Regions from separate parts of the Homo sapiens genome. Here region 1 is linked to region 2. The links are chromatin loops, found by intact Hi-C in ENCODE. Cell type or tissue: gastrocnemius medialis. All regions are shown on one strand. Links, peaks and the distances in the headings refer to the core of each region. The heading gives the core; the rest is flanking DNA. Region 1 holds the start of ZNF827 (zinc finger protein 827). Region 2 overlaps ZNF827 (zinc finger protein 827).

Region 1 (16,729 bases), core at 2,582-10,581, 100 kb after region 2:
AGGGGGAAACCCCTTCTCCGGTGTGTGCAATGGGTTGAAGCTTGTTTCCTGGAGCCAGAAGAGGGGTTTTCTTCTTTTCTTTCCTTTCTTTTTTCCTTTTTTTTTTTTTTTTAAATTTTTGGTCGTGCACCTGGCTTGTCCCCGAGCGTAATATTCTTCAATGGAAACGGATCTAATAGGTGTGAGTGTGTGTGTGTCCTATGCTCGCGTGTGTGATGGGAGGTATAAATAAATGAGTGCCGGTGCGGCGGTGTCTATGGCCGCGCTCTGTGTCTCCGAGCCCCTAACACTAATGTCGGGATCAAAGGGCAGCGGCGGCGGCAGCACAGCTCACAGCTCGCTCTCTTGCTCTCTCTCTCTCTCTTTCTCGCTCTCTCTCCTCTCGCGCTCTCTCTCTCGCTCTCTCTCTGTCACACACACACACACACAAGAGGCACAGACTGAGGGAAAGAGCGAGAGCTACACACACACACACGCACGCACACACACACACAGAGCAAAGAGGAAAGTGCCCCAAGGCTCCCAGGGCGGACTCAGCCTCGGATTTACAACCGCTCTGTCTGGAAAGAATGGGGGGCGCGCGTGCGGGGGTGGGATGGAGTTCTTCAAATTTATCCCGCTAGTCACCAAATCTAGGGGGAAAAAGTTTTTCTCACTCTTTAAACAACGATTAGTTCATTATTTTACTGACTTTTAAAAAGGAAATAAATTTCTCTCTTCACTTTCTTTTGTTTATTAAGCTACATTTTGTTCTGTATGAAATTCTGCAGGCTTTTGTCCCTACCCCATCACCTTAAATCTGGAGGTTATCGTCTCCCACACACTCTTCAAAAACATTCCAAAAAAACTAATTTAAAAAAAATGAAGACAACATATGGTGAAATCAATAACTTGGTTGACAGTTGACAGAATAAGTGCCCAGTTTTGGAGTGTCCACTGGAGTTAAAACTGAAAAATGCTCCTAAATGAACATTACAGCTACTTGACAAAGAGAGGAAAATAAGATTAGGTCACCCCTGATGGTTGCTTTAACTGCTACGTGATACTCCTAGAGTGCACACAGCAATCTTTACTTCGGAAATTCACTTTTTCCCCTGCTATATACTGCAGGTATATGAAGTTTACCCTGAAGCAATTCCAGTGTGCATTATGAGCCCAATATAGCAGTTTTCATTAACTGATACATACTTTCATTACCTTACAAATCACACATCTTTCTTCAAAGAGAGACATAAAGGAGAAAAATAGAAAAGGACGGGTCTCACTAGAGCACAAAAGGTACTTGGTGAAAGAGGACTGTTCTCTTTGTGACTTGCAGTCATTTGGATAAAAGTTCACTCAGAGGTTGTTAATGATTTAAACTCCAAAACCTGCTACTATAATTGAAATAAAAATGGTCTGAAGAAGAGTTGTTTCATAAAACTCTCTTTGTAAGAGGAAACTTTGAACTTAGCAGAATACATTATATGTCATGAGTCATGTAGCTAGAAAATAAAAAGGTGCATTATTTAACTACATCTTCCCTTTTTAGCTTTTTTAAAACTCTGACTCATCATCTTATTATGTTAAATATTTTCCTACCAATTTTTAAATAGACCTTTTCATCAAAGAAAGTGGAGGCACAGTAAAGACATAGAACATTAAAATGACACTCTATAAGCCTACATGGATAACTCATGCCTCTTTGAGGTTGAGTTAATTCTTACAACTTCAGTGGTGTTAAAGAGAGCCATGGGGGTTAAATTCTGACTTGCCTTATTAAAAATAATAATAAGGCTTTATATTGCACACTTTTATAAGTGAAGCTTAAAGAGTGCTGTATCTCCCAAAAGATGTCTTTCACTGATAGAGAAATCTCACGTTCAACCCCTCCCTGCCAACTCCCCCCAAAAGATCTAGCTTCCCAGTAACAAGTAATGCTATTGAAAGCGAGGTTTGAAACACCTGCATGAATTCAATCTAAAACCAAAACAGAGAGCAGTCAAGTTTAAAATGGAGCACCCTGTAATCCCAGCACTTTGGGAGGCGGAAGTGGGCAGATCACGAGGTCAAGAGATCGAGACCATCCTGGCCAACATGGTGAAATCCCGTCTCTACTAAAAATACAAAAATTAGCTGGATGTAGTGGCACACTCCTGTAGTCCCAGCTACTTGGGAGACTGAGGCAGGAGAATCGCTTGAACCTGGGAGGCGGAGGTTGCAGTGAGCCGAGATCGGGCCACTGCACTCCAGCCTGGCGACAGAGCGAGACTCCATCTCAAAAAAAAAAAAAAAAAAAAAAAAGGAGCATCATCCTTAAACCAGTTCTTCCTCAAATGTTGGTTTTAAAAAACTGGTAGTTAGGTTGCCCTGCATTATAATTTGAAATATAACTATCTTTCCACTCAGGTCAAATTCAATTTGCCATAATTTTGACTATTGTCGGTGACATTGGACTTGAAATTAATATATTAATGATAAATTAGAGCCCATCCTTTCCAAGTAGACCAATGCTCTGAGTGTGTAGAATCTTTACAGCTGAACAAAATGGTCACCACACTTCACCACTGCTCTCTCAGAACCTTTGGCTAGGGTGTTCAGGATTATGACTCTGCATAGACACACCACTACCTTTTCTGAATTGCTAGGACTCTTCCTAATGTTTAGTTTGCTATAATTGAAAACACACTTTAGGCCTTTCCTCAAAGCAGAGTACATTTCCTGCGACCTTTTAAAGGCATGCAGGAAAATGCTGTCAACTTTTAATTATATAGGTGTTCTATCAACAGCCAAAAGCATTTTTAAATTGAATTTATTCATACCTCCACCTCTTTCCAAAAATTATTTGAAATAGTACACAACAATAGAAAATGGAAATAAGGACAGAACAATTTCCGTTTCAATCTCAGGTTGGTACCTTTATGCTATAAAACACTCTTCAAGGTCATTTGCATCTCACCCTCAATCGCTGTATGCTCAGGGAACACAAACTAATTTTAATGTCAGACTAACAAAAACATTAGGAAAATAAATACTTGGGGGTTACGATAATGGATTTCAAAATCAAATGCATAAATAATTTTGGAAATGTATGCTTTTGGGATATATATACCCATGAACCATGAGCTTTGATTATTGTTGGCCATACTCATCAGATTGGAATATTCTATTTGATTCACCCCACCCATGGACTAAGCTTTAAAAAGCATATTTTATCTTAATAATTATAGTACTCTCTCCACCCCCATCTCCATTACCTCTCAAATGTGAAATTAAAATAGATTTTCTCAAAACTGTGCACTCTAAGAAGAAGTTTCATAAACACTCTCACAGAAGTGAAATCTATTCAAGCTCAAATATTGCTAACGATGAGTAGACAAAGGGAGCACTTACCCTAGAATAGTGTGTGGTCTGCAGGTCCGAAACTACTTTCATACTATCCAGAGTCCATGAGGTCAGAACTACTTGCATACTAACAGTAAGATGTTATTTGTCTTTTTATCTGTGTTGACATTTGCACTGATGATGCAAAAGCAATGGTGGGTAAAAATGCCACATCTTAGCACTAATCAGGGCAGAGCACCAAAAAGTATAATAGTGATCCTATTCTTCACCATCATGCACTTAGAGGAAGGAAAAAGGGAGGTTCATCTAAGAATGTCCTTGATAGAGCAGTAAAAATTATTAATTGTATTACATCTCAATCCTTAAGTACAAGACTTTTAAATATTCTTTGTTGACAAAAAGGTAGATACATATAAAGCACTTCTGCTGCATACTGAAATACATAGGTTGTCTGAAGGAAAATCACTTGTGAGATTGTTTGAAATAGCCACTTTTTAATGGAATGCTATTTTTACTTGAAAGGATGACTGACTGACAAACTGAGAGGGGTATTTCTCAAAAAAAAAAATGAGGTTAGCCTGAAATTTCAAAGAAAACAATGCATACTATTTTTTGGCAGTGACAATATTTGCATTTACAAGTACAAATTAGAATCTTAGATAACTTGTATCCGTCACCATTAATGTAACAGCTTCCTGATACTTATAGGCCTTTTTGATGAAATGGGTGGTGATATTAATAAATGTAACTTTTTGATATTGTCTCAAGATTTTGGAAGAGCCGCAAAGCTCAGTGAACCAATATTTTCCAAATGACCAATGCTTGCTGTTACCAAATCATGCTGTAATACAAGATCCATTCAAAGCACAAGATAGATCAGTGGGTTTTAATGTGAAAAAATATGAAAAATTCATTGATATGGTTTCAGATTCTATACTGTAAGTAATCTTTAAGAAACTACCACTCATCAAGTTCTGGTGTAGTATCAAAGAAGAATATCCACAATTACCTAAAAAGGGTATTAATGTACTTCACCCTCTTCCAGCTACGTATCTTTATCAAACTGGATTTCTTTCATGTACATCTTTAACCAAAGCAACATATCACAATTGATTGAATGCAGAAGCAGATATGAGAACCCAGCTGTGTCCTATTAAGCCAGATATTACAAAGATTTTCAGAAACGTAAAACCATGCCCATCTCCTTATGAAATGTTTTGTTTTGAAAAAAATAGTTACTTTTTATGAAAATGTATTAACTTGCATTGTTTCTGATTATGTATAAATTAATAAAAATTTTAAAAAATTCTACAGTTTTAATGAGTAACAATCAATAGACATAACCAATATAAACAAAGGTCCTTGGGCTCCTCAAAAACTTGTAAGAGTATAAAGGAATTCTGATTCCAAAAAGTTTGAGAACCACTGCCATAGAAATTAAGTTGCAGTTAAAGAGAAAAATGACAGGTATGGAGGCTTTACCAGAGGTCTTGGAATCCAATTGTAAACATGCTTACCCTCTTCATAAAATGAAGCCCACTAAGCCCCTGGAGCTGAGAGTTAGTTTGTGTACCCCAAGATTAGCTCCTCTGATGAGATCCCTTATGGGATACAAGAAGTAGAAGAGGGTGCTCACCCACTCTAGTTGAAACAGGTTATCCAGCCACGTGGAGAGGCCAGTTACTCTGAACAGAGGCCCAAGTCTCTCCTAGCCTCAGACCCTCTAGGAAAGTAAAACCAGCGAGGGTCCCTCTCTCTTTCCCAGGGTATGAACCATCTGCCTCAAGAGTTAAGAAGAGATACTCTTTACCCCAAATGTGCTCCAAGTCTGACATTTTAAATAATGAATGCCTGTCCCAAAACAGAGACATGGATCTGGCGTCTCACCTGGCCTGGACTTGACATGTTATAAATCACTATCTGGTGACGATGACCTGCCATCCTTTACAGAGGGGTAGGCTTTTACTGTAATATGTACTTTCATGGGAATGGATGGAATCAGCAAAGGAAACATTTCTGGGCATTTGGGATATCTTTCTTCTAACCCATGGGCTTGGGCCCCTTCCCTAAATATCGTCCCAATAGTTCTTCACCTCCAACACCTGATGTGAATGTTTCAGAGTACAAAGTCATATTTAGATTGGTCAAATTCCAGATTTCTGTGGTGTGTTTCCCTCACCTGGTTCATCCTGTCAGCACTGATGCTCAAAACCACTCAGTTCTTCCTTGCTTACTCCTAACTTAAACCACAATATGAAATAAAACTCTTGTCTCCGAACCCTTACATGCCATGATTCTTAGCATCTCTGTCCATTTCTCTTCCTTGGGCCTTTTTCTTAAATCTGCATGGATGGGAACTCCCCTAAGCAGCTACTCCCCACTTTCATGTATTTTTGAACTGATTTGTCTGATAGTGCAATGTACTTCTTTGCTGCTTGGCCCAGTCATCCTCTGAACTGCCTCAAATCATACTGCTGCCTCCTTGTGAGTCCCCTCTTGCATGTGGCATCCTTGACGGCCCCTCTTCCTGGCAGCTCTGATTCAGCTTCTCTGCAACATCTTTCTGTCCCTTTGTACGTTCTTCCCCCAGCCTCTTCCCCCACTATGGTTCACATACCCATGGCATCTTGACAAAGTTGTTTACCCAATGTACATGTCAAGCAACATCTTCCTTAGACTACAATATGGTTATAAGAATAACAAAATACAAAATTACTACATGCCCAGACTCATGATTTTGGGTGATCAGCAAGTACAATGGGAGCAGAAACCAATAAAAAAATTTCCTGTGCGTTTCTCTTATATCTTCTCCTCCATGATTACTGTCTCTGCCATTTGTGGTCACCTCTGTCTACCCCCATTTTTGGAATTCCACTTCTACCACTGCCCATTTTTATGCCAATTTTTATGTAGTTGGTTATCTCATGGAAGGTAGGACCAAGTTACCTTGAGCTCCATCTGTGTCCTTTTGGTGCTAGAGTTTGGCTATGTCTTTTTATTGGACTTAAAGTCCTTTCGTATAAAGCAACAAATGGCAATGCCATGGGAGTTAACTATTATACACTCCCTCTTTGACATCATTTCATTTCCTACTTTAATATTTTTAGTAAAGAGGCAAAATTAGAGCTTCGAATTAGAGCCACAGAACTTTATGGCCAGAAAGTGCCTTGCAGATCACTTTGTTTTGCCCTGGTATTCCACAGATGAGGAGTCAGAGTAACTAAAACATTGGGCAATGCTGCTTGCTGAGCTCTGACTAGTGAGCTCTTGGCTATTCCAGAAAATTAGAGCTTAAATGTAGGACATTGTAAAGGCATATTTATGCATCCTAAAGTATTTAAGCAAACCAATTTTGTAAGCCAGAATGTAGAAGCATTTGAAATCACAATATACAAACTTAAGGAATCGAGTGCTTTCAAATATTGTGTGTAGACAATTTAGTGTAGGTTTGATATTGTTTGCTAGCTCCTGGAAGGTTCATTTTAAATGTGAATGAAGGATAGCTATTGGGATTAGAAAGAAACTTTAAAATTTACCAAAAAGAAACCCCAAACCATATAGATCAACTCTATCTTGAGAATATAGATACTATGATAAAAAACTGGAAGCCCTAAAAAAGGTATTACATTCTCTGAGAAGAAACCTTGTGGACATTTCAAAATAAAGTGTTCATACCTTCATGAAAGAAGGTAGCCTAAGCTCAGATCCCGTTTCAGTGTTGGGCAATGGTACACTTAGTCTTGGCCAATTGTCTTAGGCAGTCTTTCAGTGGAGTTCATAGGTATCCAGTGTCAATGTATCATTGCAACTCTCTTACTCTTAAAGCAAAAACCATGAGTCACTCAACTCAGCCCAGCTCCCTGATGGCAGGTCCATGGGCCATTTTTCACACTAGAAGGATGGGTGCTTTTACAGAGGCAACTTCTGAAACCTCATCCTCTTTTACACTGCACTCAGGGAACAATGAGAGAAATGGAATTTTGTGAAGTGTTTGAGACAAAAAAATGATTCCTACAAATTGCCCAAAATAACAGGAAGGAACAGAATGGATAAACTAAAGTTCACATCCTTGTCCTGGAGTCTGAAGCACAACTGGTCTAGCAAGTATCCTTTCAGTAAACAGAGTCTGGGGAACAGATTAACAAGTTAATGTGCAGTTAGGCTAGCATAGAGAAGCTGCACCATGCAAGTATAAGTATGATTGTGTAAAAGCCTCATACACCTAGGCTCCTTTGGCACACATCTTGGGCCCACAGAATACACAGAAATGGCTCCATATAATTCCTATTAATGATGTCCCGAAAAACAGACAACAGGCTTTGCAGGAATTCCTTAATTTCCAAAGGTCATGCCTCTGCACCCCAGGAGATTCACACTTCATTTGTGCCAGATTGCTTGTTGTTTTAGAGGAAGGTTATGTTGCTGACTGATTTTTCACATATCCCAGCTTTTTGGAGAGTTCGCTTCTTAGTGCAGTGTCCGTGAGAAGCTTTGTTGTGACTTTTGCATAATGTAAGTGTTCAGCAGTATTTGTGTTTGAGTGTCAACACAGTTCTATCTAGGAAAAAAAAAGGAACATACTATATCAGCAAGGACTATTTAATTCATCTTCACATCAGCTCTGTGAACCATATTTTCTTCACTTTAAGGCTGGGGAAACTGAGGCATAACCCAGGCAAGAAATTGCTCAAGGCCACATAATTAGACCACTTGCACTTGAGGGCTATAGACAGCCTAATTACAGCCACAGCGCTCTCCCTACATCAATCAGGCAGAAGCCTGAGGAACAGATGGGCCATGCATCATGTCCTAAATGCCAAGAGACTGTTTTTTGTCTAATAGGGAAGGAGTAGACCCAGATGCCCCAGTGCTCTCCCCAGGAAATGTTGGTTCCAGTTTCCTGAAAACCAAGTATAAGCTCCCATGTATATATCAATTGTTACATTATTAAAGAGAACAAAGTAATCTCTAAGAGTAACCAGAGCCTAAACATGCAGAAATGGACATTGAATTTCCCGTGTGCTAGTGAAGTAGCATTGTGCTGGTTTCGCCACATTTGCCTCCTTTGCTTGTTGTCCCTTCTCTACCCTGTTATCTTTGCCCCAGGAACTGACCGCTAGTGACTGCAGCACCCAAGCTCCCTGGCTGGCTTGATATACAGCTGGATTCAGGCAACAGGAGGTAATTGTAAGAGAGAAGAGTGGGATGGCAGAAGGGTGGGAATATTTCTTCTCTTCTCCCTCTCTGCTTTGATGCTTTGTCTCTGGCTGTAATTCTGTCCTTCCATGATTACAGCCTCTAGCACAGTGCAGACTTCACTGGACTTGGAATACACTGTTTCCTCTCCTCATCCGTTCAGCCCTAGCGCTGGTAACTGCCTTCCACAGATGGTGATTCCTGGATGCCTCTCAGCCCTCATTAGTTCCCTTACCCCACCACTATGTAAGGAGTTCCCACCACTATGTAAGGAGTTCTTCATTAAAGCCTCTTCATTTGAATCATGAGGGATGAGTTCTGTTCTCTGCCTGAACCCAGACTGATACAATGTACTTTCATTTGTTCACTAAATATCTAATGAACACCTACTATGGGCCAGGCACTGGCCAAAACCACTGGGAATACCACAGTGAGCAAATAGAGATATTACCCCTGACCCTGTGGAGTTTACTGAACTCCGTGGCTTATTTTACTTAACTCTTCTTTGTTATTTCCCATAAAATTGGGATGATTTTTTTTTAAAGTACAGAAATTCTCCAGGCTAGTCAGGAATTCTGAGAACAGAGAATGAGGCTATGTGAGAGGTAATTTAGGCTTCAGACAAATTCGAAGTACATCATTAGTAGATGATTATGGCAGGGGGCAGGGCAGGGAAGGGGTGCAGAGAAGGAGTAATGATCAGGTAGAGTCAGTCTCCCAAAGGAAAGCCTTGGTGCCACAGGATCTAGGACCATCTCAGGTCCATGCTCTGAACAAATTTAAGGTGACGTAAGCAAAACTGATGAGTGGGCAACACTGATCTCCAAGACCCCTTCCTTGATGTTTCCTCGATCCTTTCTCCTGTCTCCACTTCTGGAATGTTTGATGCCATTTGCTCTCTCAGCAGTACCGGTCCTTTTAGCAACCAGAAATACCACTGTGTTGTCCCACTTAAACCTCTCCTGATAGATGGTCCCATAATCTTTCTTTATTCAAAATATAACTGTTCTTTTTTTTTCCTTTCCATTTCCCGAGGCTTCCTCATGCTTTTTTTCTACCAAAATGATAGCTAACAGGATAACGAGAGTTCATTTTTTTCTATTTTCCAAGTTTTTAACAGTGAAACATATATTATTACTATAATTTAAAACTTTTTTGAACCGCAACAAAAGTAAGTTAGCTACTCAATGCCAATGTCTTCAGTGATACAAATAGCATATCCTCTTTTACCAACAGGGATACCTTTGAAATACCCAGAAAGTAAAAGATGTCATAGAATAAATATGGCCATCTTTCTGGAATGCTCCTTTTGCTGATACGTTTGTTGAAAGTTAAGCAATTTAACTTTGAAATAATTTAAAATGTACTTTTATTAAGATATGTATGGAGATACCATGTACTCTGGTTTTTCTCATTAAAGATGAGGACAATGACAATATTGTACTTCCCTTACATGAGGTTGCTGTGGGGTCTAACTGAATCTAAGCACTGTAGCTGGTATATGCTGCTGCTCCTGACGGCATGGGATATGCCATGAGGTCCAAACTCTGCATGAACTTTAAGTCAAAATGCAAGGTTTCAAAGAAATTTTGCCCAGAACCTTCTTCAGGCTCTATCCCCAGATTCCCAGGGGAAACATTTTCATTTGCTTTGGCTGCTAGAGGAAAAATCTGAATATATTACCTCTGCTTTCTGGATTCCCCATGCTTTATCCCACAGCAGTAACTTTCACAGCAGGAATTTTAGGCATTGTGGCATTCATTCAGTTATAAATTTCAGTTATAAAACATTTATTGAGGTTTTCGTGATTTGATTTTTTAAACCCACCTGTTCTCCTTCTCCTTCTCCTTCCCCTATTGTTGTTCCTGAAACAAAATAAATGACCCAGAATTATCTGGCATTCATCTGACATAAATCATAACCCACACTGGATTACTTTCAACTCTACATTATAGTCCTATGGAAAACTATAGTTCTGAATGAGGACTACTTCTTCCCTTTCAACACTTCTTTATCACTGTCCAAAAAAACCAGATAGGCAAGGAAAACTAAAAATTGAAAGAAAGAAGGAAAGAGAAAGAAGAAAAAAGAAAGCTGGAATAATAGTATCAAAAACTAAATTTACTTTATAAACTAGCACTTTCTCTGAATTCAGAAAATGATTTTTATACCAAACGAAACAAAACAAGCCCACATACACAAATTTTGATAATGTTTAACCCAATCTTGGGTTCAAGTCTTACCCTTGAAAGAACTAAAGTCACAAAACAGGTCTTGTTGTCTTGATGTGCTTTGAATGAATGGTTTTAATCACACACTATTTTAAGTACCTGTGTCATCCTGTTACTGATTTGGATGACTGCTTTCAGTCCACCACAAAATATACTCAAAACTTATTAAAAACAACAAACAATAATATTTCTGTACTCAGAGTAATGGCTAATGTTATCATACAACCTAGGCTTTGAGTATACTGTGTGAGAAAATATCCACGGCCCTTGCTCTTATGGAACAAATATCATAATGGCAAGTGATGACCATTTTTGTAAAAGGCTCTAAGGGTAACGACTTAGACTTTACTGGTTACTTTTGTTTAAAAATTAACAAAACAAAGTAATTAAATATATGAATATTGGAAAAATGATTAATGTGGTAATATTCTCCTGTTTCAGATGCTTTGGTCAAAGGGCTTGTATCTTATGGAAAGCTCCTAAGGTACATAAGTCACCGACATCTACCACTTGTTTATAATTGGGTAGCTTGTTTAAATGCACAGCCGGGCTGGGGCAGCAGGTCACACACTGTTGAGCAGGACAGTGAGGAGGGAACCTCCTGTTTCTCATTCCAGGGATTGTAAGCCCATTGTTGCTGTGTTTTCCCATCTTATAGGAGAAGCGGGATATCTAAATTTTATCGAGAAATCTCCAAGTTTTGGGACATATATACTCAACAAAATGTATCTGCAGGTCAGATCTGTTGATCATCAGTTTGTGATGATCATGTGTTATACACATGTAACTCCCAACCAACCATTGCAATTCATGCGTTATCTTATATGCATCAGACCAGAAAATAGACAAAATAATAAGGTCCTCAAATACCACTGTGTCACATATTCACAGACTCTCAATTTTGGAACTAGACTTGCATTTATCTAGACTAACTTCTGATATGATCATACTTAGTAATGAGGCAGACTCTAATTGGACAGATCGTATTGTGAGATCATTGTTTCTTAAGAGTCAGTCAAAATCTAGCATTTCCCTTTATACCCGTTAGATGGCCACTATCTGAAAAATTAAGAGCATGAAATAACAAGTGTTGCTGAAGATGTGGAAAAGTCGGAATCCTTGTGCATTGCTGCTGTGAATATAAAATGGTACAGCCACCGTGGCTTCTTAAAAAATTACATATAGAATGGCCATGTAATCCAGCAATTCTACTTCAGAGTATATATCCAAAAGAGTTGAAAGTAGGGATTCAAACATATTTGTTTATCTATGTTCATAGCAGCATTATTCACAGTATCTAAAAGGTGGAAACAAACCAAATGCCCACTGACTGACAGATACATGAGCAAACAGAATGTGGTGTATACATAACTGCAATATTATTCAGCCTTAAAAGGAGGGAAATCTTGTCCCATGCTATGACATGGGTTAGCTTTGAAGACATTATGCTAAGTGAAAGAAGCCAGACATGAAAGGACAAATACCGTATGATTCTACTCATATGAGATACTTAGAGTAGTCAAATTCATAAAGATGGAAAGTAGAATGGTGGTTGCCAGGGGCTGGGAAAGGGGGTAAATTGAGAGTTATTGTTTAATGGGTATGGAGCTTCCATTCGGGGAGATGAAAAAGTTCTGGAGATAGTTGGTGTACCTCAGTGTGAATGTACTTAATGCCATTGAGCTGTACACCTAAAATGTTTTAAATAGAAAATTATTATGTTTATTTTACCATAGTTAAAAAAATGAAATAAGGCAATCTAGCATTTTCACTCTCTACTCTCTGTGCTTTATTTTGCCCTCTGAAGCCACAGAGCATAGGTTTGCTCTTTTACATGACTATCCTCCAAATACTGGCAGAGAGCAGCCCTCGCACTCCTCCATTCTCCTTTCCTGCATCCTTGCTGTTCTCCTCTGAAGCTGCCCTTTCACCGTGCCCTGCACCCGGACCAGATGCAGTGGACAGGTGAAGGAGTGCAGGATGATCACCTCCTTCACTCTAAGTACCAGGCTGCTGGGGGGCTTTCTCCAATTTCACAACTCAGGTATTTTAGGCTGCATCTCATTTTCTCAGGGACCCTCAGGGATTGGGGTTCTAGCATCATTTGTATGGCTCACTTATTTGCAAATGATAATGTCGAAGAAAATAATCAAACAAAAAGAGATGCCCAGGACTGTTATTCCATGATAAGACATGTTCAAAGCAGAACTATCAGCAACACTTTCATTTCTTTCTGAATTCTGGAACTGCAACATGGGTGAATTTGAGTTTCCACTGAAAATTAACCTGTAGTTGAAAAGGGTCCTAAAGGGGGCTTCTTGGTTTATCCACAGGCTTTTCCATCTGGAAGCTGTATCTGTCAGAAATCAGATGAGGCTCAAAAAGTAGAGACGCTAAAACAATTTTTTTTCTTTACATCTTTCCATCACTTTCTCTGATAACATTTACAAAAGTAAATGTAGTTTTACAAGTTTATATTTTGGGACAGTAGGCATTTAATAGAGCTCTTCTTACCCCCAGGTATCATTAAAACTGATTGTCCTCCTTCCTGTAAAGTCCTCCCTAACCCTAAAATTCAGAAGCCCTTTTATATGATTTTAAATTTGGTATTTGACCATACAGGAGGATGCAATAAAAAGTGACTTCCTAAAGAAGCTCTGACAAAATCTGTGAGCCCTTTTGACCTCACAGACTTTAAGGCATCCCAACTTATTTCCTTCTAAGAAGAGAGGCAGAAAAAAGGCTTCCTTGCTCAAACAACCAGCTTTGCAAAGGACCTTGAGAGGTCTGGGGGATGCTGGGAGTTCCTAGCTTGCTGGCACAGGCTCCAGTTCCACTAGGTCATGTTAAATATGAGTATGCACAATAGAAAATGAGAGATGACCTCAATTGTCTCAACAGGATGTAGGAAAGCCAAGGGATGATGCAGCAAGCGGCTCAGGCCTTTACTATTAAGAGCTTTAAATATTGCTGGTATTAGTAAATGAGAAGCTACAAGCAGTGTCATAAACGTTATGAGTTCACAACACAGCTTGACAAATCCTGAAATATTGGTTGTGGCTGAGAGATTCCTGATTATGCTGGGTATGGACACAAGGTAGGCGAGCCAGCAAAAAAGGTTATTTGTCTCTAAGCCGAAGTCCATCCATGGGCAGAAGCATTATTACTTATTATTATTAACCATCCTGACAACAACCCACATTTTTATGGCATTTGAATATCGCAAAATGCCTCAACATCATTCTAAGTCGCTATTCTATTCCACAGTGGAGCAGGGTAGAAGGTCAGAAGGAAAACATCAAGCTTAGATGCAACAGAAGCTGATCTCAAGATTCAGGTGGAGTTGGTAACCTACAAGAAGTTATTCATTTAAATTGCAGAAAAATTAAAAAGTCATTAGAAGCCCCTTGCTTAAAGTGGTCAGGAATATTCAATGTTCCAATTGAGGACTCTAGCAACATCAAAAATTCTGCGTACTCAGGTTTTTTCTTTGCCCCTCTTCTCCCCCTTTAGCTGCCTACCTCCCAAATCTAGCTTTCCAGACCTGATGTTCCACCTGCCTGTATCCCTGCCTGCACATCTGAGCTCACTTCCTGCCACCATCCCTCCACCCTGACTCCTCTGGTCACATAGCCTTGCTCTTCTCCTAACAAGCCCAGAGCTGCATTGTGACTTTCTTGGGCCTATTCCTCCAGTATAAAAGAAAAAAAAATCAAAATTATATTCTACCACTGCATGGGTATAAAGATGAACATACACATATTATGTACTAAAACATTTTTTGGACCTGAAAGTTCATTTTTTCTTCTGATGTGGAAAGAATTAAAGCATTTCTGTGTGCCCCTAAAAGTATTATAGGCCCTGTGTCTACAGCGCCCGATGGAGAAGTTGGATCTTTCAGGACTTTTGCAGTTGCGCTTCTCTCTGCCTGAAATGTTCCTTCCCTAGCTATCCATGTGACATACAGCCTCAGTTAATTTGTGTTTCTGCAAAAATGACATTCTTTTCAGAGAGGCTTTCTCTCATCACCTTACCTGAGACAGGCCCACACGTCAACTCTAGCCAAGCGTCTCCATCCCTCTACCATGCTCTAATCCATCTACCATGCTCTAGTTTTCTTTTAAGCATCTGATATCAATTAGATATTTATGTTTTACTTGTTTGTGGCCTGTCTGTCCCACTAGAGCATAAGTTCTGTGACACTAAGGTACTCTGTTCTCAGGTCCCAGAAAGTACCAGGCATATGGTAGATATACTCATAAATGTATGTTCCAAGTGGAATGAATTTCTGCCTGGGATACTTCTTCTGTATTCCAAAGTAGTCATCTCTCAATATATAAGGAGAATGAAAAGTGAGCATGAGGGAAGATGGAAAATGCTCTCTTGCTCAAACGTCCAACCTTACGGAAGATCTTTGGAGGGCTGGAGACATGCCAGGAGCCCCAGTCCTTCCAACCAGGACCCCTGCTCTGTGCTCTGCATCACTTTTTGCATTCTCCTGTCCTGGTGAACACCACCTGTTCTGCAATTATGTGTATTTGCTGGGGCTGAGGCTCAGGCTGAGGCTGCCCATCCCTCATGCCTTCTAAGAGCATGTACTGAGCACTCTGTAAATCACTGCTGGATTGAAAAAGGATGAATGGGAAGAAGAGAAAGATACAGAAGATGCTGTCAACATGTGAAGAACTTATGCTTCACCATTGGATTGAACAGAATGAACGAGGATGGCTTCAACCAGGGGACATTTGTTAGAGACTCTAAGAGGAGGATCATTTTAACATGCAAAGGAGAGAGCATGTAAATATAGCCAGCATCTAGAAAACAGAGTTCTGGGATGATACTTGGAGTGCCAGGTATGACCGTTCTGGTTGCAAAATCCTGCCTTAAGATAAAAAGAGGATTAATGGCTCTTTGAAAAGCCCAGGAATTGGCTTGCTTCAGTCCTTCCTGTATTCAGAGCTCTAACAGCATATTCAGGACCTGGTTACTCTCTCTTTCTCAGAAACTCCTCCTGCTGGGGTGGCTTTCATCACAGACTCTATATTGTAGCAAATGAAGGCACAGCTCTAACCTCTTTGCCCTCTCAAATTCAGCACAGGAAGAAAGAAAGTCTCTTTCCTAGAAGTATCTGCTCGAACTCACTGCTCCTTATGGGCTCTGACTTGGCCGTTTACCTACCTTGGACCCAGTTGCAGTACCCAGGAAAGTGTGATCATGCACTGACCATTCTAGGCCTGGATGGAGTGATGCCTTTGAGCCACAGGGACCAAGAATGAGTGACAGGTGCTCCCCTGACTGCAGTTACAGGAAGTAGGGTGTATGTACACTGAGTGACCAAAAAAACAAATGTCCACTCCTCTTGGCTCTAGAAAGAAAGTGTAATGGATTGGTTTGGCATAAAAGGCCTGGACATGAACTAAGAGGTTGCAGAGAAGTATGCTAAGTATTAGATTGTCTAGGGACAATGCAAAAAGATTGTTAGCAATGTGGAGGAAAATTAGAGACTCTTTTCCTCACAATTCTCATGTTCTGTTAGGCAAGCAAGACAGAGAAGTTCATTTTATCGAAACATTTTTTTTAAGAGAAGATGCTGGATATTAATTTTGTTTTTAACCCAACTTTGGCCTGAGCAATGGGTGTGAGTATGGAGTGAATCACCTTCGTTCATGAAAGGAGGGAATCTGTGCCCAGGGGATGTTGCTGTATAGGAGGAGTAAGTCGTTTTACTGCAGCTGCTTCTGACCAGGTTATCTTAAGCAAGTCATTTCAGTGACTCAGAGAAGTTGGGTAGATGCCAGATGACTTTCTGTCTGGGCTTAAGGTGTTAGTTAGGCAAGAGAGCTTGCCAGATGTCTTATTTTATTTAGAGATAAAGAGGAGACCGAATGCTCTCAAGCCTCCCTGGTGACCACGGCCCACTCAGAAGAGCAAAATTGCCTTCCTCCGGGCCTATGGTGTTGGGATCAGAGGAGAGAGAA
Region 2 (8,000 bases), core at 1-8,000:
CCACCTCAATACAGTCTGATAACAGACGAGCCTTTATTAGTCAAATCAGCCAAGCAGTTTTTCAGGCTCTTAGTATTCAGTGAAACCTTTATATCCCTTATGGTCCTCCGTCTTCAAGAAAAGTAGAATGGACTAAAGTAAAGGTCTTTTAAAACACACCTCACCAAGCTCAGCCACCAACTTAAAAAGGACTGGACAATACTTTTACCACTTTCCCTTCTCAGAATTCAGGCCTGTCCTCAGAATGCTACAGGGTACAGCCCATTTAAGCTCCTGTATAGACGCTCCTTTTTATTAGGCCCCAGTCTCATTCCAGACACCAGACCAACTTAGACTGTGCCCCCCACCAAAAAAAAACTTGTCATCCCTACTATTTTCTGTCTAGTCATACTCCTATTCACCGTTCTCAACTACTCATACATGCCCTGCTCTTGTTTACACTGCCGGTTTACACTGTTTTTCCAAGGCATCACAGCTGATATCTCCTGGTGCTATCCCCAAACTGCCACTCTAAACTCTTGAAGTAAATAAATAATCTTTGCTGGCAGGACTATGCCGAATCTCCTTAAGCACTCTCTAATCAGATATCCTGAGTCATCCCAATTCTTAGACCTTTTATACCTGTTTTTCTCCTTCTGTTATTCCATTTAGCTTTTCAATTCATACAAAACCGTATCCAGGCCATCACCAATCATTCTATACGACAAATGTTTCTTCTAACATCCCCACAATATCACCCCTTACAAGACCTCCCTTCAGCTTAATCTCTCCCACTCTAGGTTCCCACGCCGCCCCTAATCCCGCTTGAAGCAGCCCTGAGAAACATCGCCCATTCTCTCTCCATACCACCCCCCAAAAATTTTCGCCACCCCAACACTTCAACACTATTTTGTTTTATTTTTCTTATTAATATAAGAAGGCAGGAATGTCAGGCCTCTGAGCCCAAGCCAAACCATCACATCCCCTGTGACTTGCACGTATATGCCCAGATGGCCTGAAGTAACTGAAGAATCACAAAAGAAGTGAATATGCCCAGCCCCACCTTAACTGATGACATTCCACCACAAAAGAAGTGTAAATGGCTGGTCCTTGCCTTAACTGATGACATTACCTTGTGAAAGTCCTTTTCCTGGCTCATCCTGGCTCAAAAGCACCCCCACTGAGCACCTTGCGACCCCCACTCCTGCCCGCCAGAGAACAAAACCCCTTTGACTGTAATTTTCTTTTACCTACCCAAAACCTATAAAACGGCCCCACCCTTAACTCCCTTCGCTGACTCTTTTCGGACTCAGCCCACCTGCACCCAGGTGAAATAAACAGCCATGTCGCTCACACAAAGCCTGCTTGGTGGTCTCTTCACAGGGACGCGCATGAAAAGTCATTTTATCCCACCATTGTTTATATTAACAATTTTTTGGGGGGGGACCCTTGATATTCAATAACAAGGGACTGATTAAATAAATTATAACACAGGCAAACCTGAATACTATGCAAACATTAAAAGAATAACATTGAGAATGTCCATGGAAAAATGGACAATCTTATATATTGTTAGGTGAAAACAGAAGATTATAAAACTGTATATGTAGTAGGACTCAGTTATAAATGAAAAAAAATCCAGCAAGGATACACACCACCAACTTAGCAGTGGCTGTCTCTAGGTAGTAGGACTAAAAATACATTTTCTTTATGTGCTCCTATATTATCTGGAAATAAGTTACTTTTAAAAGTTAAAAACAACCATTAAATTTTACTGTTTAGTATCTTTTACTTTTGAAAAGACTCGGTCTTTTAAAGAGAAAGCTCTGAGGGACAATTGTAAAAGACACAGGCAGAAACAACTACATCTCAATTATGACCCTCAGTATCAGTCTGCTTCAGTTTCAGAAGTCTGAAAGCTATGGAAGGAAGAGGTTGTATGCAATATTGTAGAAGAAAAATACAGCATCTTAGGAACATATACGTATTTTTCATGTTTAGTATTTTCTTCTTTGAAAAGTATAAATGCCTCCTATTTCAGATTGTCTTACAGGTGGGCCAGTATGTACAACCTAACACTGAGTTTTCAAGGAACAAGTTTCTGTTGCTGCTGCTCTAGCATTCATGCACTGTGGAGCCCGGAAACTTCTCGGGACAAGGAGCACAATGCCAGGCCTTGTCGAGGGCCGCTGCAGTGGAGAGGCCAGACCGGGGGTGCCAGAGCCAACCGCAGACCAAGGAAGTGAACCCTGCACATCCGGATACTTGAAATGTCAGCTTGTGGAGGATCTCCCGCAGGAATCTGACTTTATACACAAACAAAGACATTGAGCTTTCTGCTGAGGTGAGCTCAGAACGGATGAACTTAGTCTTCTCTGCAGTGATGCAAGCCTCTGTCATGTGGAAGTTACAGACGATGCTAGTGAAATGTGGATGGTCTCCTGGCCCACTGCATCATGCAAGAGGGCTGCTTTACAGAGGCCAACCCTTGAAAGACTTGATATATTTCTACTAACAATCATGAAGACACTCTTCAGAGAAAATTCCAGATAAGAACAGCATCTAAGCCTCACCTACTTTTTGGTTATATCATTCTTGCATAACCTGCCAAAGGCAGCTAGAGGGGAACACAGTCTCTGGATGTCCACTGACAGAGACTTACCAATTTACACTTCATTCCTGACTATTAGGAGTTATAAAAACGAGAGAATACTATTGCAAGCCAGTAGAAATAAAGATGGGAGTGTCCATGGGAAATGAAAAGAAAGGCACAGCCCTCTTCAGATCCTGAAAAGGAGATTTAAATTTGCCTCTTAAGAGTAACACAACACAGAACCATTCTGGAAGCATATCGTTCCAATATAACATTTCGGTATAGATGTCACGAAGGGAGGAAAAATGGTAGAGAGCAAATATCTATAGGACAATGGAGTAGAGGAATAGAACAAAGTACTGAGAAAGGGCTTGGTGAAATGGGAAGGAAAAACAAATCCAAATGGCAACAATGCACAAAGTAATTTCAGGCTCTGTGTGTGTGTATCTCCATTGTTTTCAAGGATCAGTTTTAATTTCTTTGAAAAATAGAAGCTCAAAGATAAGTAGCAAAGAATGTATTGCCAATGAAAAGACTCTCAAGTCCGCATGTGTGTCAGGGCAGCTGCAGATAGTGGTGTAGGCTGTGCACTGCACAAAAGCACCACATCTAGAGGGGCATGATTAACGTCACAGACATCAGATTTATTGTGACAATATTCCAGTAGATGGCAGTGTACTAAGGGAGGGAGTCTTTTTAAAATGTACAATGGCACCATGAGGCCCCAAAACAGCCTTGACTTCACCAAAAAGAAATGAATGTCCTAACTGAAGGGACTCTGTGAAATTAGTAGCAATTTCCATTCTTTGGAAATAGAATGCTCATTGCATTTAATTTTAAAGTCACAACATGTAAAGGGTAAAGAGAATATATGGAGACCTCCTTAGATATCAATTTCATTTGCTCTGTTTCTGGTTTCTTTTCTTAATTGCTTCTGTCTAATTCAGTGTTCTCTAAAAGTAATATTTTACTTTTTAAGGTAATATAGCATTATTCTTTTATTCCTTCCAAAGAACTAAAAAGGGAAAATTGTGCGAATTGAGGCAACACATCATGCTTTTACAAATTTGTGCAATTTCTATTACTGAATCATAAATATTTAAGGACACGCATCCGAACCATCACAAAGGAAAATTTTACATTGGATGATTCCAAGTGAATATGTCTTTTAGTAAACACTATGTGCCATTATCTAAATCACAGAAAAATAGCCTGCATTTCAAATTCTGAAAATTGGGCAAATTAAATATTGGTCTGCACAGCACGATATGAGTCTATCTTTCTCTGATTTTCCCACTTCTGCTTTTTGTCTAGTAATGGAGAAAAGAACAATTCAGGCAAACTCTTCCTTGCTTTTGGAACAAAGCAAGCCAGGTGTGAGAAAGTATTTGTTATAGGCCTGCAATTTTATACCCCCATGGACACTGAATTATTAATGGAGAAAAGAGAGAACAAATAACCAAGAGAGGGTTCTTGGCAGCCATTGTTTGAAGTTCATGGTGTTACACAACATTGAGCATGTCCAATTCACCTGCCAGGAGCTATCTGATTCTTACTCTAGGGTTCCATTTTCCTATCTCGATCTTATCCAGCATCTGGCTGGGTGATGGTCCATGTCAAAGGATGTAGATCTTCTTTTTATTCCATTAAACTTTGAGATCTGATTATGATATCATGCCTCATGTATTTTCATCTACCAAATGATCATAATAGCTAGTTATCTGCTCCCTGTAGAACCTAGGCTTGTGCTGGGAAAGGAAATAGAAAAATCAGGATTTTATTAGTCTGAAATGTTTGGTCCTTCTGTTCTCATGGGTCTGGCCGGGACTCTCTCCTCATCTCATTTGTCAGATAGAGTGGCATTAACAACACTCAGTCCACACACTATCTCAAAGGAGACCCACAGCCTTCTTTACACTTGCATTGAATTTTCTAGACTCTGAGGTTAAACAAGGAAAAAGACTGCTGTTTTAGCATTTACGGTGAAGTTGCATCTAAAGGACTGATTCAATGGGAAGTGCCCCGATGAGGACACAAACAAGGGTGGAGGGACAAGGTTAAGGCACTGGTGAGCAGGACCACATGATTCAATCATTCAAGCTGCTAAGTAGATTGATTTTTCTGCCTGGCTACACGGTGTGCCTTGGTGGATTGTTTTTCTCCTTTACTTTTGGGAAGATTATCCTAATTTAAGCAGCTGAGTTTAAGTTCTTAGGATAAAAAAAAAAAACAAAACAAAAAAATGGCATTCTCAAACCAGTTCTTAAAATGATGTCTGGGATTTGCTTCAAAATAATCTACAGGGAGGGGGAAGTAGAGGAGGGAGATAGATAAAACATCATAAATCATTAATTGATGATTGTTGGATTGGATGACAGATACTTCTGTATATGTTTGAAATTTTCCATTATAAGAGTTTTTAAAAATGAGGTAGAGATCCAGTGATCCAGAAACTTGGTAGTTATTAGTTTCAACCTTTAGCTTCACCTAAACCCCTTTAAAAAAATTGCCAGCAAAGAATACTGTCTCCCATTATTTTCACTCTCCTTATCTACCTTTCGTATAACAGAGGTATCAACAAGGGGCAGAGCTGCCACTGGACAGGTGTGAGGAGGGAGGATTTGATGGTGAGGAAAGTGCAGTCACCAACCCATACGGGATGGAGAGTTAACAGCACACATCCGTGGACTTCGTGTTCTCTTGGTGCAGGACACGGGCATCAGCACTCCCATGACTCACTGGCAAGCACATATTGGAATGCCAAGCTACAGAGTGTTTCCTCTTGGGCTGCTACACTTTTCCTTAGTCTTGTGGTTGAAATGAGCATCGAGATAAATAACGATAAACAATTGTGAGGGAAGCTGTGGGTTTATAAGAGGCAGGGATAGAGTCAGCTCCTTTCTTCAGTTTTGTGTCTCTTCTCCCTACCTCATGTCCTTGGATATCCAGATCCTAGGATCAGGAGATGGCAAGGAGTGGAGGAGCGTAGGCATTCATCAGCATGAGAAAGGCAAGGGAAGGTTTGATCTCAGTGCTGTGCTCAGGCCTGCCCTTTACAAACGAAACTACCTTAAATATACCTAGCTATTCTCAAAGTGCGAAAAATTCTGAACTTGATTCCAATCATGAACCGTCCTTCTGAATGATCAGTTTCTTCTAGGAAATCAAACACAGAAGATATGATTACTAAATAAACACTCCATTAGTACTTAAAAATCTGAAGATACAGAAATTCAGAGGTTTGATGTAAATCTTTTTGAAATGTATTACAAATCACACCTTAAAGCATAATCCACACACTGATCTTGTACCTGCAGAGTAAGAGTTCCTTCTAAAACAGGAGTCAGGAAAGAAGAAAGAAAATTGGCATTTTTTTTTCTGTTCCTGATATCAGTTAACTCAGGTTAAAGAGGATTTCTTGGCATAAAAATTTTATTCTATTCCACCTGAAGTAATAAGGCGAGAGGTAAAAAAGAGATCTATTTATGGATAGGCTAATCAAGTAAGCTGCCTCTACTCAAAGGAAAAAAAAAAAAACCACACCGAGGACTTTGTAGAACTATAAGCCAAGAATTCTTTAACACTGATTTCTAAACACCATATCATGCCGGGAGCTCACAGGAAGAACCTCTTCCTTTGCTTTGGGCAAAAGATCTAATTCGGATTTCCTCTTACTCATAATCTCCCAGAAAGAGGAGAATTTAAGGATTGCATCATTTTTGCCAAATGGTTAAAAAAATTTTTTTTCTCTTCTATCCTATAATCATGCTTCAGCTCCAGCCAAGGCAGTTTAGGCTTGAGGCACATTAAAATCTTTGTATGGGGCCAACTTGGGGCCTCCTCTTACCTCTTCCTAGAGAACACCTAAAGAGCATAAAATAATATGGTCTTGCAGCACATCTTTTTGTTGTATAAATATTATGTAATCTTAAAGAGCCCTCAGAAACCTCCATAGATCATGCTAGTGGGGTCCTGCCCAGATCCTCCCTCTGGCACGAATGCACCTACCCCGGAGTTTGCGTAAGTGTTGCCTGATAACTATAAGTGAGAACCGCTGTCCCCATTGGAACCCCCTAACATGGGAGGTTATACATCCCCTGCAGGGGATTACTTGAAGCTAGTGAACCTTCCTGGGGGATGCAGCTGAAGTTAGTTAGAAACCAGCTAAAACCACATCCTTCCTCTCAGCTCCTTCTCCTTCTCTTTCCTCCGTCTTCTGCCCCCATCACCTCCTTGCAGGTTCCTCTGAGAGCATTCCCTCAATAAAGCACTTCCACGAGAATCTCCATCTCTAGGGGACTTAACCTATAACACTTCAAGAATCCTATGGCAGCAAATTAAAATGAATATTTTTTTATGTTTAGTCTGCTGTCTTTCAAGGTCTACTAATCTGTCCAATTTCATCAGTGTTTAGACCCACAGACACAAGCACATACACTAAATAGCTTAAAGGTTAGATGTAGGAGGGGGCAGGATGGATTCCATGGGAGTTCACATCTTCTATTTGGGCATCAAACTTAATATACAAAATAGCCTTTCCATCCCCCGAAAGCCATTTCCCAATACAATCTGCAGTCCATCTTCCTACTCTCATTTTCTCTCTGTATACTTATATACAGACACAAGACTAATACATACCACTCTTCTGTTCTATTAGAACGAGGTTCCTCTCCCTAAAACTATATAAACCCAGTGTGAGCGAATCACGGTGGCTCACCCCTGTAATCCCAGCACTTTGGAAGGCCGAGGCAGGCAGATCGCTTGAGCTCAGGAGTTTGAGACCAGCCTGGGCAACATGGCGAAACCCTGTCTTTACAAAAAATACAAAAATTAGCAGAGGATGGTGGCATATACCTGTAGTTCCAGCTACTCGGGAGGCTGAGGTGGGAGGATGGCTTGAGCCTGCAAAGTGGAGGCTGCAGTGAGCCAAAACTGGGCCACTGCACTCCAGCCTGGGAAACAGAGTGAGACTGTCTCAAATAAATAAATAAATAAATAAATAAATAAATAAATAAATAAATAAATAAATAAAATAAACCCAGTGTGAGGCAAGCTGGCTCTGTTTTAATTGCTCTTTGAAATTTGACATTCCTAAACTCCAATTAATGGAATATTTTTTTAAAACCTCAGGTTGAAGTTTAAATGAGTACTGTCCACAGGCCTGATGATGCTCTGAGGTCGATTAATAAGACATCAAAAAGAAAAATATCTTGTACCTTTTGTTGCAAGAATTAGAAACACAAAACCCAGCAACTGTTCCCATCAGGAAGAATCTTTCTCTGTTTGCTCAGGAAAGCAAAGTTCCTTGATTTAAAGACTGCTTGGTAGCTCCCAGCTAGTTTCTACTGTTCCTAGTTGTTCATCCTAAAAATGTGTATTGCTCTTGATCATCCTGTAAAGCTCATATCTTGGGCTAACTCAGAAATTG

Evidence for each region. Peaks named below come from ENCODE experiments on the same cell type or tissue, not always from the same donor. Only the 100,000 strongest peaks of a DNase experiment are listed, where the experiment ranks them.
Region 1: it touches region 2 in a loop (2.4-fold over the local background); 31 of 110 quality-filtered maps call a loop at or near these places.

What each region holds. Positions count from the first base shown.
Region 1 is chr4:145,938,527-145,955,255 of GRCh38, forward strand. It overlaps ZNF827 (zinc finger protein 827), which reads right to left and starts at 297. Exons shown (of 15, transcript NM_001306215.2): 1 at 1-297. RefSeq lists an enhancer at 16,133-16,729. In gastrocnemius medialis, for the core only: no CTCF peak of the experiment used is centred there; a DNase peak (open chromatin) is centred at 7,065; H3K27ac peaks cover 2,192 bases.
Region 2 is chr4:145,837,129-145,845,128 of GRCh38, forward strand. The region is part of intron 7 of ZNF827 (zinc finger protein 827); the gene reads right to left. Among named protein-coding and RNA genes, the nearest start is that of ZNF827, 98 kb to the right of the region's middle. RefSeq lists enhancers at 694-1,218, 1,219-1,742. In gastrocnemius medialis, for the core only: a CTCF peak has its summit at 3,251 (motif pointing right); a DNase peak (open chromatin) is centred at 5,273; H3K27ac peaks cover 2,010 bases.